Linked DNA regions of Homo sapiens: all the other regions are linked to region 1. Evidence: chromatin contacts called from ENCODE Hi-C or POLR2A ChIA-PET data. All regions are on one chromosome and are shown on one strand. The core of a region is the stretch at or near the end of the contact, and the rest is flanking DNA. Distances in the headings are between cores, read along the strand shown. Region 1 holds the start of CBFA2T3 (CBFA2/RUNX1 partner transcriptional co-repressor 3). Region 2 holds the start of FANCA (FA complementation group A). Region 3 holds the start of LINC02166 (long intergenic non-protein coding RNA 2166).

Region 1 (4,128 bases), core at 744-3,243:
CTCCCCAGCCCCTTATCTCCTGGCCGCCCAGCTCTGAAAGCCACAGCCAACGTCTGCTTCCCCACAAGCACCAACTGCCCGGCCTGGGGGAGAGGAGGCCGGTAGTGGGGAGGTGGGGAGTGGTGCCCACACCCCCAGGTGGCCGCCAAAGTTGGGGGGCAGCTCCTGCCCCCAACTTGTGGGCAACTTTCTTCTCTTCTCTTTCCAACCCCACCTCCGTCAGACCCCCTGATTAGACACCAGGCAAGACGGGGCCAGGCGGGGAGCTCAGGGCCTCATTGCGAAAGTGGAAGTGTCCCATCTGTGGGGGGCGCAGGTGCAGGCCTCGAACATCTGCCTCAGGGCTGGGGGCAGGGCTGCCTGTCTCCTACCCCGGGTGGGGGGAGCCACCACCCTCACCCAGGGTGCTGTCCTGCTGCCTCACGGAGTGGGGGCTGTGCCCCCTGAGACCCTCAGTTCCCCGACTCTGAGACTCTCACTGCACACAGCTGGGGAATAGGCACTGACACAGACCAACCCCAGCCACATGCTCACGGTGGCCCCGGCCCATGTGGCGGCTCAGAGCCTCTGCTGTCTCCACTCCCGGAAACGCTGTAGGAGCTGACGCCGTTAGGATCGTGCACCCTGCACAAATGAGGAAACCAGGAGGGTCAGGGCCCCCAGGACCCTCACTGTGAATCCCACCCTGAGCCAGAGCACAGGGAACAGCAGGGGACGTGGGGACCGAATGATGGCACCAGGGGATGGGCCCCGGGCTGGCAGGAATGTCCCCTCCAGCCTCAGTCCTGGGGGCAGAACGGCCGACCACCCAGGGCAGGGGAGGCCCCGGGTGGGCCTGGCGTCTGGGAAGTTCCCCAGCAGGAACAAACACATCCCCACTGTAAGCTGGACACACACGCTGGCATGCAGCTTGTTGTCACCAACTCGAGAAAGACACTCGACTATTGGGACAGGGAGACCCGGGACACCTGGAGACCCTGCGGGGAAGGAGTCGGCTTTTACTCCTGCACGGCTTGAATTATTAACTGCGTGCAAACGTGACCTAAAACTCAAATCAAATCAAATCAAAATAGCACAGATGCCCGTGAGCCGGCCCTGGGTCTGCGGGCTCCACACCTCTGGCCTGTCTGAGGCCGGGAAACCTCCAGCCATGGCATCAGAAAAGCCACCGAACCAGGGCTGCAGGGCCGAAGGGTCACTGTCCCCTCCCAGGAAGCTCCTGCCCTCTGACAGTTGTCAGGGAGCTTTAGAAAGTGGCTTTTTTTCCCAGCATCTGGGATGTGCCTCACTCTCTCAGCCCAACGGCCGCTAGAAAGGGGTCCTAGGACTCTCCCTAGGGTCTAAGTAGTCCCAAGAGTGCTCTGAGGTGGCTTCTGGAATTTCCCAGACTGGAGAAGCCACCTACCCCCGACCCCCGCAAACTCCAGGCTGCTCACCGGAGGCGGCCGCTGGGGCGTGGGGTGAGGGTCTTTCTGAGGCACCCCCGGAGAGTGGGGGAGCCCTGCTGTCTCCACAGAGGGCCAGGAGCCCTGTGCACGAGGCCAAGCAGAGAGAGAGGGTTTCCTTCCCAGCAGGCGGGAGGTACTTTGAGGACAGGTCAGGTGCCCAAGAACCCCGGAGCAGGGGCTGAGGAGAGGCTGGTCAGAGGCCCCGCCTTGCTCAAGGGCACAGTCAGCAGACACAGGAACACGGGCAGGGTGGCCCCTGGAGCGGGGGCAAACTAAAAGGGGTGCTGGGGAAAGCTCGGCTGACTGAGGGCTAGCGGAGAGGGAGGACACCCCCAGATACCCCAGGCTGAAGGAAGGGCCAAGCCCTGGGGGGAAGATGGGTGGGCGGGACAGGCCAAGGGCTCTGGGCCAGGATGGAGCTGCCCTCAGGCCTGCACACCTGCCCTGGGGCCGAGGAAACACATGCCCAGTGGCCACGCTGTAGGGCTCAGGGTGGGTGGGACGTCACCAGAGCTGCCTGGGAGGAGGAAGTTGTTGGAAGGTCAAACCGGAATGGCCCGAGGGAAGGCCGCGCAGGGCAGGGCCCCAGATGGTTCCTGTCAGGGAAGTGGCGGGCGCAGCTGCAGGCCTCCGGCCCCGGCATTATCACGGGGACACAGCTGGCTGCCTCACCCGCAGGCTGCAGGGAGACCTTCCCCAGCCTGCAGCCCCAGGCCCGCCCCGCGTCACATGAGCCCCAGGGCTCCCACCCCCTCCCCAGGGCAGAGGACACCCAGTTGGTGGCCGGGAGGGCCTCGGCTTTCCAGGGACAGAGGCCCAACTCCAGGACGCCCCAGCTGGCCCAGCCCCTCCTCTTTCCCTCAAGGCTGCAGGAGGTCGGGAAAGGCAGTCCTGGTAGAGGCCTGTCCTGGGCTCCAGGTTGGCCCCTGAGGGTGGCCCTCCTCATGCCGGCTTCAAGACTGAGGGACAGGGCAGCCAGTTCAGCCTCGGGATCCACCTGTGGCTCCATGTCCCAGACGCACCCTGTGCTGGAGAGCGGCCTCCTGGCATCTGCCGGCTGCTCCGCACCCCGGGGTCCCAGGAAGGGCGGCCCAGGTAAGAGGCTCGAGGGGAAGGTGGTGGGGTGGGGGCAGAGAGCGGCAGCCGGTGCCGGGGCTGTGACTCCTTAGAGCTTCGCGGGGCCTGCCCAGCTTAGTTGACAGTGCCGGCACGGATGGCCGTGTTGACTCACCTCAGATATCAACAGGGCCACCCCACAGGCAGGTCCTGCACAGCTGGGGCAGGTGGGCTGGTGAGGGTTTGGCAGGTGCCAGCCAGGTGCCCCAGCCCCACCCAGAGGCAGATGCTGGAGGCCGGGCTGCTCAGCCCCGTCTAGGAGGGTGGGCTGTGTTCTCCTGGGGGTGGGAGGGCCGCAGCCGGGAAGTGATGGGGGGGTCCTAGAAAGAGAGCCCTCCTCCTCCTGGGATGCCCTCCGGGTGTGACACCTCACAGCAGGTTGGATGAGGAAACTGAGGCCAGAGGGGAGGGCACTGGCCCAAGACCCCGGTGAGGAGGAAATGGACCCAACCCTGGGCCCCTGTCCGAGGAACGATTCCAGCCAGGGCAGTGGGGGTTTACGGGGAACCTGGGCCTGCCCTTCTGGGGGCTTCGGGCTCTGGGGAGGGGTCCAGTCCAGCAGGACGCCAGCTATTGCTGATACCCCCCACCCGAGCCTGCGAAGTCCCAGGACAAGGATCCCCGGACGCTGGGGGCTGCAGCTGCAGGCTGGTGGCCCCGATTCCCAGTGGCCCTCGTGGCCACACTCCCAGCAGCCGTCGGAACCTTCAGGAGCTCACAGTCTCCCGTCTCGCGGGGCTCTCACTGAGGCCGTCAGGTCCAAGGTCTGACTGCACCCCTGACACTCACACACAGAACCCGGGACCGAGGGGTGTCCCCATCTCTGGAGACCACATTCCCTGAGCAGGTCCTGGCGGCGGCTGCCTGAGGCTGTTCCCACCTGCAGCTGCCCGTGGGGCCCCAGGGCCATCCCCCACAAGGGCCCCAGATGTGAGCAGGAACTTCCCAACCCCGGGTGCCCGGAATGCAAAGGCCGGACCTCACCACAGCCAGTGCTACTGTTCGTTTCTCCCGAATGGGTGACTCAGAGCCACCTTCAAGGCAGCACCAGCCCACTGGCCCTGGCATCTGCCATCCCGTCCTCTCTGGAGCGGCCCTGTCTATCCCCTGGCGCTGAGTGGCCTTGGGCCGGGTGCTTCCTCCCTGGGCCTCAGTTTCCTCATGGTTCAGACCCTTCCGACCTGCTCCCCGCGTGAGAGCAGGTTCTCACCGGCGCGGAGAGAGACGGGCTCTGAGGCGCATGGAGAGCCGCCGCTTTGTTAGGATGGGGGCGTCTACTGTGGAAGGACGGGGGTGTCTACCGTGGAAGGAGGTTAGGGCCAAGAGGTGGCCCCGTGCCTGAGTCATGCGAGGGGCTGCTGGCTAGAGGCATGAAACAGAGGGTCAGGGCGGGCCTCTGACATGGCTGCAGGTGAGGAGCAGAGGGTCAGGGTGGACCTCTGACATGGCTAAAGATGTGGAGCAGAGAGGGTCAGGGTGGACCTCTGACATGGCTGCAGGTCAGGAGCAGAGGGCCAGGGTGGCCTCTAACACAGAGTACCCAGCCACTGTGCCCACCCCCAGG
Region 2 (4,128 bases), core at 1,120-3,619, 840 kb before region 1:
CTCCCTTTCATGGTCTGCTAAGTAACGGGTGCCTTCCCAGACACTGGCGTTACCGCTTGACCAAGGAGCCCTCAAGCGGCCCTTATGCGGGCATGACAGAAGGTTCACCTCTTGCCTTCCACTCACTTCTCACAATGTCCTTTCAGCACCTGACCCTATACCCACCGGTTATTCCTAGGTTATATTAGTAATGCAACAAACAGTAATATTAAAAGCTAATGATTAATGTTTATAATAATTGATAATTGTCCATGATCATCTCCATAATTTGTATTATGACTGTTCTTATTGTAACGATTTTATTATACTGAAATAGTTTGTGCCTTCGGTCTCTTGCCTCGGCACCTGGGTAATTCTCCGCCCACAGGACTACAGGCTCGTGTCACCACACTGGGCAATACAAAAAATACAAAAAAAAAATTTTGTATTTTTTGTAGAGACGAGGTCTTGCCATATTGCCCAGGCTGGAATTCTTACCTTTGTTACTGTATTTAACGTATCTTTTTCCTCCGGCCATCTTCATGGTTTTCTCTCTGATTTCCACAGTTTGAATACACTGCATGTGTCAGGCAGGGGCTCATATTTATCAAGTTTTGTGTGTGCTCTGAGCTCAGGTCTTTCATTATTTTGGGAAAATTATTGGTAATTTTCTCTTCAAACATTTTTTATGATTTGTTCTTTCTTCTTCTTTTGGGAGTCCTATTACATGCATATGATATCATTTGATATTTTCCCACAGTTCTTGGATGCTTTTTTTAAAAAAAAACTTTTTTTCTTCTTTATTTTCCAACGTGGGTAATTCCTATTTTTCTCAGCTGTGTTGATCCTACTGCTGCCCCATCAGAAAAATTACCTGTTATCAGCGTTCTTCCTTTCTTATAATTTGATGAGTTTCCTCCTCATGCATATTGTTCACCTTTCGTACAAGAGACCTCCACATATTAATCACAGTTAATTTAAATTTCCAGCCTGTTTCAATTTCTCGATCACCTCTGAGTCTAGTCCTGTTAATTGCTTAGTGTTATTTTTTGTTTTTGAAACAGGGTCTTGCTCTGTTGCCCAGGCTGGAGTGCAGCGGCGCGATCTCAGGCTGTTCCCTGAGTTCACACCATCCCCCTCAACCAGCAGATTGCAAAGTGTCCGAGTCGGGCCGTGCAGGAGTCTTTGTGGGGGTTTCATGGACTCCGAATTCTCATTTCTGCTCCATCCCCATCTCATGAATCCAAGGCCCCACTCTGTGCCTCGGCTCTTCGTTTGTGGTGCTGAACGTCATCTACGTCATCTACGCCATCTACGTAATCAACACAATAAAGACGCCTGCCGGGAACGCGGCCCTTCGGCTGAATCCCTTCGGTGGTTCCAAGGCCACTGCCAGAGGATGCGGACGGGTCTCCAGGGCCTCTACTTACCCAGGACTTTGAGGCACATTAGCTTCGCCTAGGCACTCGCTTTTACGAATTCTTATGTTTGGTTTTGTTTTGAGACAGAGTCTCGCTCTGCCGCCCAGGCTGGTTAAAAGATAGGGTCTCAGCCGGGTGCGGTGGCTCACGCCTGTAATCCCAGCACTTTGGGAGGCCGAGGCGGGCGGATCACCTGAGGTCCGGAGTTCGAGACTAGCCTGGGCCAACATGGCGAAACGCTGTCTCTACTAAAAATAACAAAAATCATCCAGGCGTGGTGGCGCGCACCTGCAATCCCAGCTACTCGGGAGGCTGAGGCAGGAGAATCACCTGAACCCAGGAGGCAGACGTTGCAGTGAGCCGAGATCGCGCCACTGCACTCCAGCCTGGGCGACAGAGGGAGACTCCGTCTCAAAAAAAGGAAAAAAAAAAAAAAGAAAAGAAACAAAAGTGATGGGGTCTCGCTCTGTTGCCCAGGCTAGTCTGGAATTCCTGGGCTCAAGCGACCCTCCAGCCTCGGCCTCCCAAAGCGCTGGGAATACAGGCGCGGCTACCGCGCGGTCTCCGGCTGCCGAAACACCGCCCTGCGCGCGGACCGTTCGGCCGCCGGGAGGAACAGCGGCTGCCCGGAGCTCAGAGGCGCGCGCGGCTTTGCGCTCCCCGCGGCGCTCTGAGCCTGCCTCGGCTTGGTTGGCCAGGTGGTCTCTTCAGGACCAACCCCAGTCATTCCCGGCAGGAACCACGCTTGAGGGGCGGCAGTCTGCCCGCGCGAGACGCCCCCGCGGACTACACCGCGGCGGCAAAGCCAAACGCAAAAACTACCTCACCGCGCGCAGGCGCCTCCCCCAGGACCAACATGGCCACGACGCAAGGCCTCGACCTGAGGGGCGTGGCCTGGCCGCCGCCAGCCAACGGGTGTGCGCGCCTGGCCGCAGCCAATAGGAAGGCAGCGCGGGCTCGGGCGCAGGGAGCCGCCGCCGGGGCTGTAGGCGCCAAGGCCATGTCCGACTCGTGGGTCCCGAACTCCGCCTCGGGCCAGGACCCAGGGGGCCGCCGGAGGGCCTGGGCCGAGCTGCTGGGTAGGTGGGCGCGGCAGGCCGCGGGAGTGGGCGGCGTCCGGCCCGGGACGGTTTCGCCGGTTCCCCGATCCCTTCCCGCCAGAGCCTCCGCCGGTCGGATCCCCGGACGCCGCGCCCGGGGGGCTGTGCGGGGTGGGCGCCCGGCTGGGGCGGCGCGGCTGCCTCGGACCCGGCCCCTCCTGCGCCTGGGCGGACGCCCCCAGCCGCCGCCCGCGGGGCGCTCCCTTCTTTCCCGAACGCCGCCCCCGCCGGCCGCCCTGTCAGGCGGGCCTGGGGTGCGCGGCCTGGGGCTCCCCTCAGCGCAGAGGCCGCCCCTCGCCAGCCGTCCCCGGGCTCCCCTGCCTCGGGCCCTCCTGGGCCGTCTTCCCCGGCGTCCGCGGTGGGGCCGTCTCCGTTAGTTTCCCGAGACCTGCGCCCTGGGGAGGAGCCCCGGCCCCTCTTCGGGAGGGTGTCGCTGGTGGGTTTCTCCGCGGCGTCCACCTGCGCGTCGGGCCGGGGACCCCGTGTGTGAATTGTGCTGTGATGGTTTCGAACCGACTTCTCTCCGTAGCGGGAAGGGTCAAGAGGGAAAAATATAATCCTGAAAGGGCACAGAAATTAAAGGAATCAGCTGTGCGCCTCCTGCGAAGCCATCAGGACCTGAATGCCCTTTTGCTTGAGGTAAGAGGAAGCTGGTGTCCGTCTGCGGGCAGATTTAGGTTCGGGGTTTTTGAGTCCAGCCACCGCACAGCTTTCCTAAGAAAACACCCGAGGCGGCGGGCGCGGTGGCCTGGCCCGCAGAGGGGAGGGTCGCCTGAGCCCGGGAGTTCTGGACCAACCTGGGCAACGGGGTGAGACCCCGCCTCTTTTATTAAAAACAAAACAACAACAACAAAAAAACAGGCCGGGCGCCGTGGCTCAGGGCTGTAATCCCAGCTTTTGGGGAGGCCAAGGCGGGTGGATCACTCAGGGTCAGGAGTTCGAGACCAGCCTGGCCAACATAGTGAAACCCGGTCTCTACTGAAAATACAAAAATTAGCTGGGTGTGGTGGCGCACGCCTTTAATCCCAGCTACTCGGGAGCCTGAGGCAGGAGAATTGCTTGAACCTGGACCCGGGAGGCAGAAATTGCAGTGAGCCGAGATCACGCCCCTTGCAATCCAGTCTGGATTACAGAGTGAGACTGTCTCACAAAAAAAAAAAAAAAAAAAAAAAAAAAAAAAGCCGGGCGTGGTGGCTCACGCCTGTAATCCTAGCCCTTTGGGAGGCCGAAGTGGGTAGATCACTTGAGGTTAGGAGTTCGAGACCAGCCTGACCAACATGGTGAAACCCCGTCACTACTTAAAATACAAAAATTAGCCGGGTATGGTAGCAGGTGTCTGTAATCCCAGCTGCTCAGGAGGCTGAGGCAGGAGAATCGCTTGAACCTGGGAGGTGGAGGTCGCCGTGAGTGAGATCCCGCCATTGCACTCCAGCCTGGACGACAGTGAGACTCCCTCTCAAAAAAGAAAAAAAGGAAAATAGCCCAGTAGGGAAGCATTACTTACACACAGGTTGTGTTTATGCACAGATCTTGAATTTTTTTTATTTTTATTTTTTATTTTCATTTATTTTTTTTGAGACAAAGTCTCACACTGTAGCCTGGGCTGGTATGCAGTGGGGTGATCTCGG
Region 3 (4,128 bases), core at 1-2,500, 710 kb before region 1:
TGCAGTGAGCCGAGACTGCGCCACTGCACTCCAGCCTGGGTGACAGAATGAGACTCCGTCTCAAAAAAAAAAAAAAAAAAAAAAGCACACGTAGCAAGGTTTGAAACCTCACAGCCCCCATTTCCCGGCTTCCCTTCTCTTAACCCTCAGTATCAAACCTGGGCTCAAGCAATCCTCCCACCTCAGCCTCCCAGATTGCTGAGATTACAGGTGTGAGCCACTGGCCGCATTTGTCCTCAGTCTGATTCCTTCCTGACACCTGGGGACCGAGTCAGAAGCATCTGGCCTGTCACTCACTGATGGCCTAGTCTCAAACTCCCTTTCCCGCCTTAATTCCCCTTCTCACATCCTCTGCTTGTGCTCTTCTCGACACGCTTATTTCTGGGTGTCCAAATCCTTGTCACACTTCCTGAACTCAAAGAAATGCCAGGCCAGGCTGGGGGCGGTGGCTCACGCCTGTAATTCCAGCACTTGGGAGGCCGAGGCAGGAAGATCACTTGAGCCCAGGAGGCTGACGATGCACTGAGCCGTGATCACGCCACTGCATTCCAGCCTGGGCGAGAGCGCTAGACCCTGTCTCAAAAAAACAACAAAAAAGAAAAGGCCAACTCACTACTTCACCCCAGAGTCCAGCACACGGCTCTCAACGCGGTGAGCGCCTGCTGCACGTCTGGATGAGTAAAGTGTGGCTCCTGTTGTCATCCAGCCACGATCTGTTAATGATTCTTACTGAACACGTGGCTTGGCCTCTCAGAGCACCAGCCAGCAGTTAAAAACACAAACCAGCGGCCAAAGTTCAGGGCTCTCCACCCCCACCAGCCGTGCACCTGGGCAACACCGCCCAACGCCCAGAGGCTCTCTCCTGGTCTCTGCAGAGGGAGGCACCGGCACCTCCGCAAGGGACGCGCCCAGGGTTCGCGTGAAGCCGCCAGGCAGCGCTGGACCCCGCTCCATGCAGCCCAAGCCCAGCGGGAGCCTTCAAGCTCGAACTCGTCGCGGGTGTAAATTCTCCCCACAAACAAGTGGCTCGCGGCTCAGCCTGCAAAGCCCAGCTCGGGCGCTGAACCCAGCAGCGCCCGAGCTGGATCCCGGAGCTTGCTCTTCCCAAGTCCCGGGCCCGTCTCTCCGCGGGCGCGAGGCATCCCTGAGCCCGCCCCGGCCCCTCAGATCTCCAGGGACCGGCTGTCGGGGGTCCTGAGCCCGCCCCGCCCCGGCTTCCGCCCCCGCCGCGGGGAACTCTGGGACTGTCGTTCCCGCCCGTGCCGGAAGCCTCGGCGCGGCAGCGCGACACGAGGCTCCCCAGACCCAGCCGGGCAGTGCCGCTAGCGAGGCGGGCAGAGCTGCCCGGGTGGCACCCCGCGCACCCTGTGTTCCGGAGGCACCGTGAAGAAGCCCTCCTTACGAATACACTTCAGACGGATCTGCTCGCACTCCAGATCTGGCTCCGCCATGCCGAGCGCTGGCCCCGCCTCTCTTGCGCGCAGGCGCAGACGCGGACGGCCCCGCGGCGCAGGCGCGAAAGCTCCTTCCCGGGCTTCCTCTCCTTAGCAACGGTTACCAAGAGACGCTCCCGCGGGTCCGCCCTAGGCGCTGGGCTCCAGGGATCGGCTCCGACTGCTGCAGTTCGGGCCTTATTTTAGGGTGAAGCCCGGGCAGCCGACCCGGCTGCGCCGTAGTGGGAGGCCACGGCGATTACCCAGGTGAAGGTCTTCCAGGTGAGACGGGTTCCCCCAGGTAAGAAGGTCCTCCAGGTGGGAGTCCTTCATGTGGGGAGGTCCTCCAGGTGGGGGGGGAGGGTCCTCTCGGTGGGGGGTCCTCCAGGTAAGAGGATCCTCTAGGTGGGGGGGGGGGGTTCCCCAGGTGAAGGGCCCTCCAGGTAAGAGGATCCTCTAGGTGGGGGGGGGGTTCCCCAGGTGAGGGGACCTCCAGGTAAGAGGATCCTCTAGGTGGGGGAGTCCCCCAGGTGAAGGGCCCTCCAGGTAAGAGGGTCCTCCAGGTGAGAGGGTCCTCCAGCGGAGGGGGTCCCCCAGGTAAGAGGGTCCTCCAGTTGGGAGTCCTTCAGGTGGGGTGGTCCTCCAGGTGAGAGAGTCTTCCAGGTGAGAGGGTCCTCCAGGTGAGAGGTGAAGGTGAAGGTCCTCCAGGTGAGGGTCAGGTCACTTGGTCCAGGGATGTGGCTTCAGCAAGCATTTGGGTGCCTCCTCTGTGTTCAGGACATGGGGACTCCAGGAGACTGAAGGAAGCAAGTGGCAATGTCCATGCTGTCAAGTTCTGTCACAGAAATAAGCAGGAGTGAGTGAAAGACAGGAGAGAAGCTCTGTGAGGGGTGGCATTCAAGCTTAGCTTCTGGGCAGGAAGAGGCAGCTATGTCAGCATTCCCTAACAAGGTTTGGCAAAGTAGATACCTCCCCTCACTCATGGAAGACCTGACTTCCCAGGCTGGTAGAAGCTTCTCTCACAGGCACCTGCCTCTCCAATCTCTTTCACAGCCCAGCCCTGGAAGGTGGAAAAAGAAAAGTTGACATGGAATGTTTAGGAAGCACCATTGGTCCAGGTCCAGGATCGGGGCAGCCAGCATGTCCTCTAATCTGGCTTCACTGTTGAAATCCAGTCGAGCAAGCAGGGCCCAAACCACTGCGAGACCAGCTCGGTCGGGCCCAAACCACCGCCCACTGCGAGACCAGCTCGGTCGGGCCCAAACCACCGCCCACTGCGGGACCAGCTCGGTCGGGCCCAAACCACCGCCCACTGCGGGACCAGCTCGGTCGGGCCCAAACCACTGCCCACTGCGGGACCAGCTCGGTCGTGGAGACCCTAACCCAGCGGCGCTAGAGGAATTAAAGAAACACACACAGAAATATAGGGTGTGGAGTGGGAAATCAGGGGTCTCACAGCCTTCGAAGCTGAAAGCCTCGAACAGAGATTTACCCACATATTTATTGACAGCAAGCCAGTGATAAGCATTGTTTCTATAGATTATAGATTAAAAGCACTTCTTACGGGAAATAAAGGGATGGGTCTGGCTAGTTATCTGCAGCAGGAGCACGTCCTTAAGGCACAGATCGCTCATGCTATTGTTTGTGGTTCAGGAACTCCTTTAAGCGGTTTTCCGCCCTGGGTGGGCCAGGTGTTCCTTGCCCTCATTCCAGTGTGGGAGTCATGGCCATCATGAGCATGTCACAGTGCAGCAGAGATTTTGTTTATGGCCAGTTTTGCGGCCAGTTGATGGCCAGATTTGGGGGCCTCTTCCCAACAGCCCACAGCCAGACCTAGACTCCATTCAGATTGGTTTTGATCAGCATGTAGAAAATGGGGGAGTTGAGTGTGGTATACAAAATGGGGGTGTTGGCCAGGCGTGGTGGCTCATGCCTGTAATCCCAGCACTTTGGGAGTCTGAGGCGGGTCGATCACGAGGTCAGGAGATAGAGACCATCCTGGCTAACACAGTGAAACCCCATCTCCACTAAAAAATACAAAAAATTAGGCAGGCATGGTGGCGGGTGCCTGTAGTTGCAGCTACTCGGGAGGCTGAGGCAGGAGAATGGTGTGAACCCACGGGGCGGAGCTTGCAGTGAGCCAAGATCACACCACTACACTCCAGCCTGGGTGACAGAGTGAGACTCTGTCTCAAAAAAAAAAACAAAAAAAAAAGAAAATGCAGGTGTTGTGACCAGGCACAGTGGCTCATGCCTATAATCCCAACACTTTGGGAGGCCGAGGTAGGCAGATCACTTGAGGTCAGGAGTTCGAGACCAGCCTGGCCAACATGGTGAAACCCCGTCTCTACTAAAACTAACAAAATTAGCTGGGTGTGGTGGTGGTTGCCTGTAGTCCCAGGTACTCGGGAGGCTGAGGCAGGAGAATCGCTTGAACCCGGAAGGCGGAGGTTGCAGTGAGCCAAAATCGTGCCACTGCACTCCAGCCTGGGTAACAGAGTGAGACTTTGTGAAAGGAAGGAAGGAAGGGAGGGAGGGAGGAAAATAGAGGGAAGAAGAAAGAAAGAAAACAAAGAGCACGTGGAGAGAACAATCCTAGAAAACTGACGTAGGCTGTGTTCCTCTGAAGTCCATACACAGCAGGCAGGCGTGAAAGTGGTTTATGTATATAAATAGGTACCATTATTCTCTTCTG

The links. A loop is a pair of places that touch in the nucleus more often than their neighbours do. ChIA-PET counts read pairs that join two places held with the same protein, here RNA polymerase II (POLR2A). Pooled maps may share reads with other maps.
Region 2: a loop to region 1 is called in a pooled map, with 6 times the contacts of the local background. The contact joins the promoter of FANCA here to the promoter of CBFA2T3 in region 1. A Hi-C loop is called at or near these places in 1 of 37 single-sample maps with no recorded cell type and 2 of 50 pooled maps. POLR2A ChIA-PET finds 5 or more read pairs at or near these places in 1 of 52 experiments (OCI-LY7).
Region 3: a pooled map shows a loop between it and region 1 (2.4-fold over the local background). The contact joins the promoter of LINC02166 here to the promoter of CBFA2T3 in region 1. A Hi-C loop is called at or near these places in 1 of 50 pooled maps. POLR2A ChIA-PET finds 5 or more read pairs at or near these places in 2 of 52 experiments (PC-9 and activated B cell).

The regions. Positions count from the first base shown.
Region 1 is chr16:88,975,072-88,979,199 of GRCh38, reverse strand. CBFA2T3 (CBFA2/RUNX1 partner transcriptional co-repressor 3) reads left to right here and starts at 1,993. Exons shown (of 12, transcript NM_005187.6): 1 at 1,993-2,543. The coding sequence starts at 2,393. RefSeq lists enhancers at 1,572-1,621, 3,462-3,671, 3,324-3,868.
Region 2 is chr16:89,814,888-89,819,015 of GRCh38, reverse strand. It overlaps FANCA (FA complementation group A), which reads left to right and starts at 2,369. Exons shown (of 43, transcript NM_000135.4): 1 at 2,369-2,479; 2 at 3,030-3,139. The coding sequence starts at 2,401. RefSeq lists enhancers at 1,706-1,755, 2,141-2,435 and silencers at 2,296-2,585, 2,816-2,865.
Region 3 is chr16:89,684,034-89,688,161 of GRCh38, reverse strand. It overlaps LINC02166 (long intergenic non-protein coding RNA 2166), which reads left to right and starts at 1,250. Exons shown (of 3, transcript NR_184152.1): 1 at 1,250-1,715; 2 at 2,487-3,352. It overlaps CDK10 (cyclin dependent kinase 10), which reads right to left and starts at 1,473. Exons shown (of 13, transcript NM_052988.5): 1 at 1,365-1,473. The coding sequence starts at 1,451. RefSeq lists a silencer at 1,039-1,288.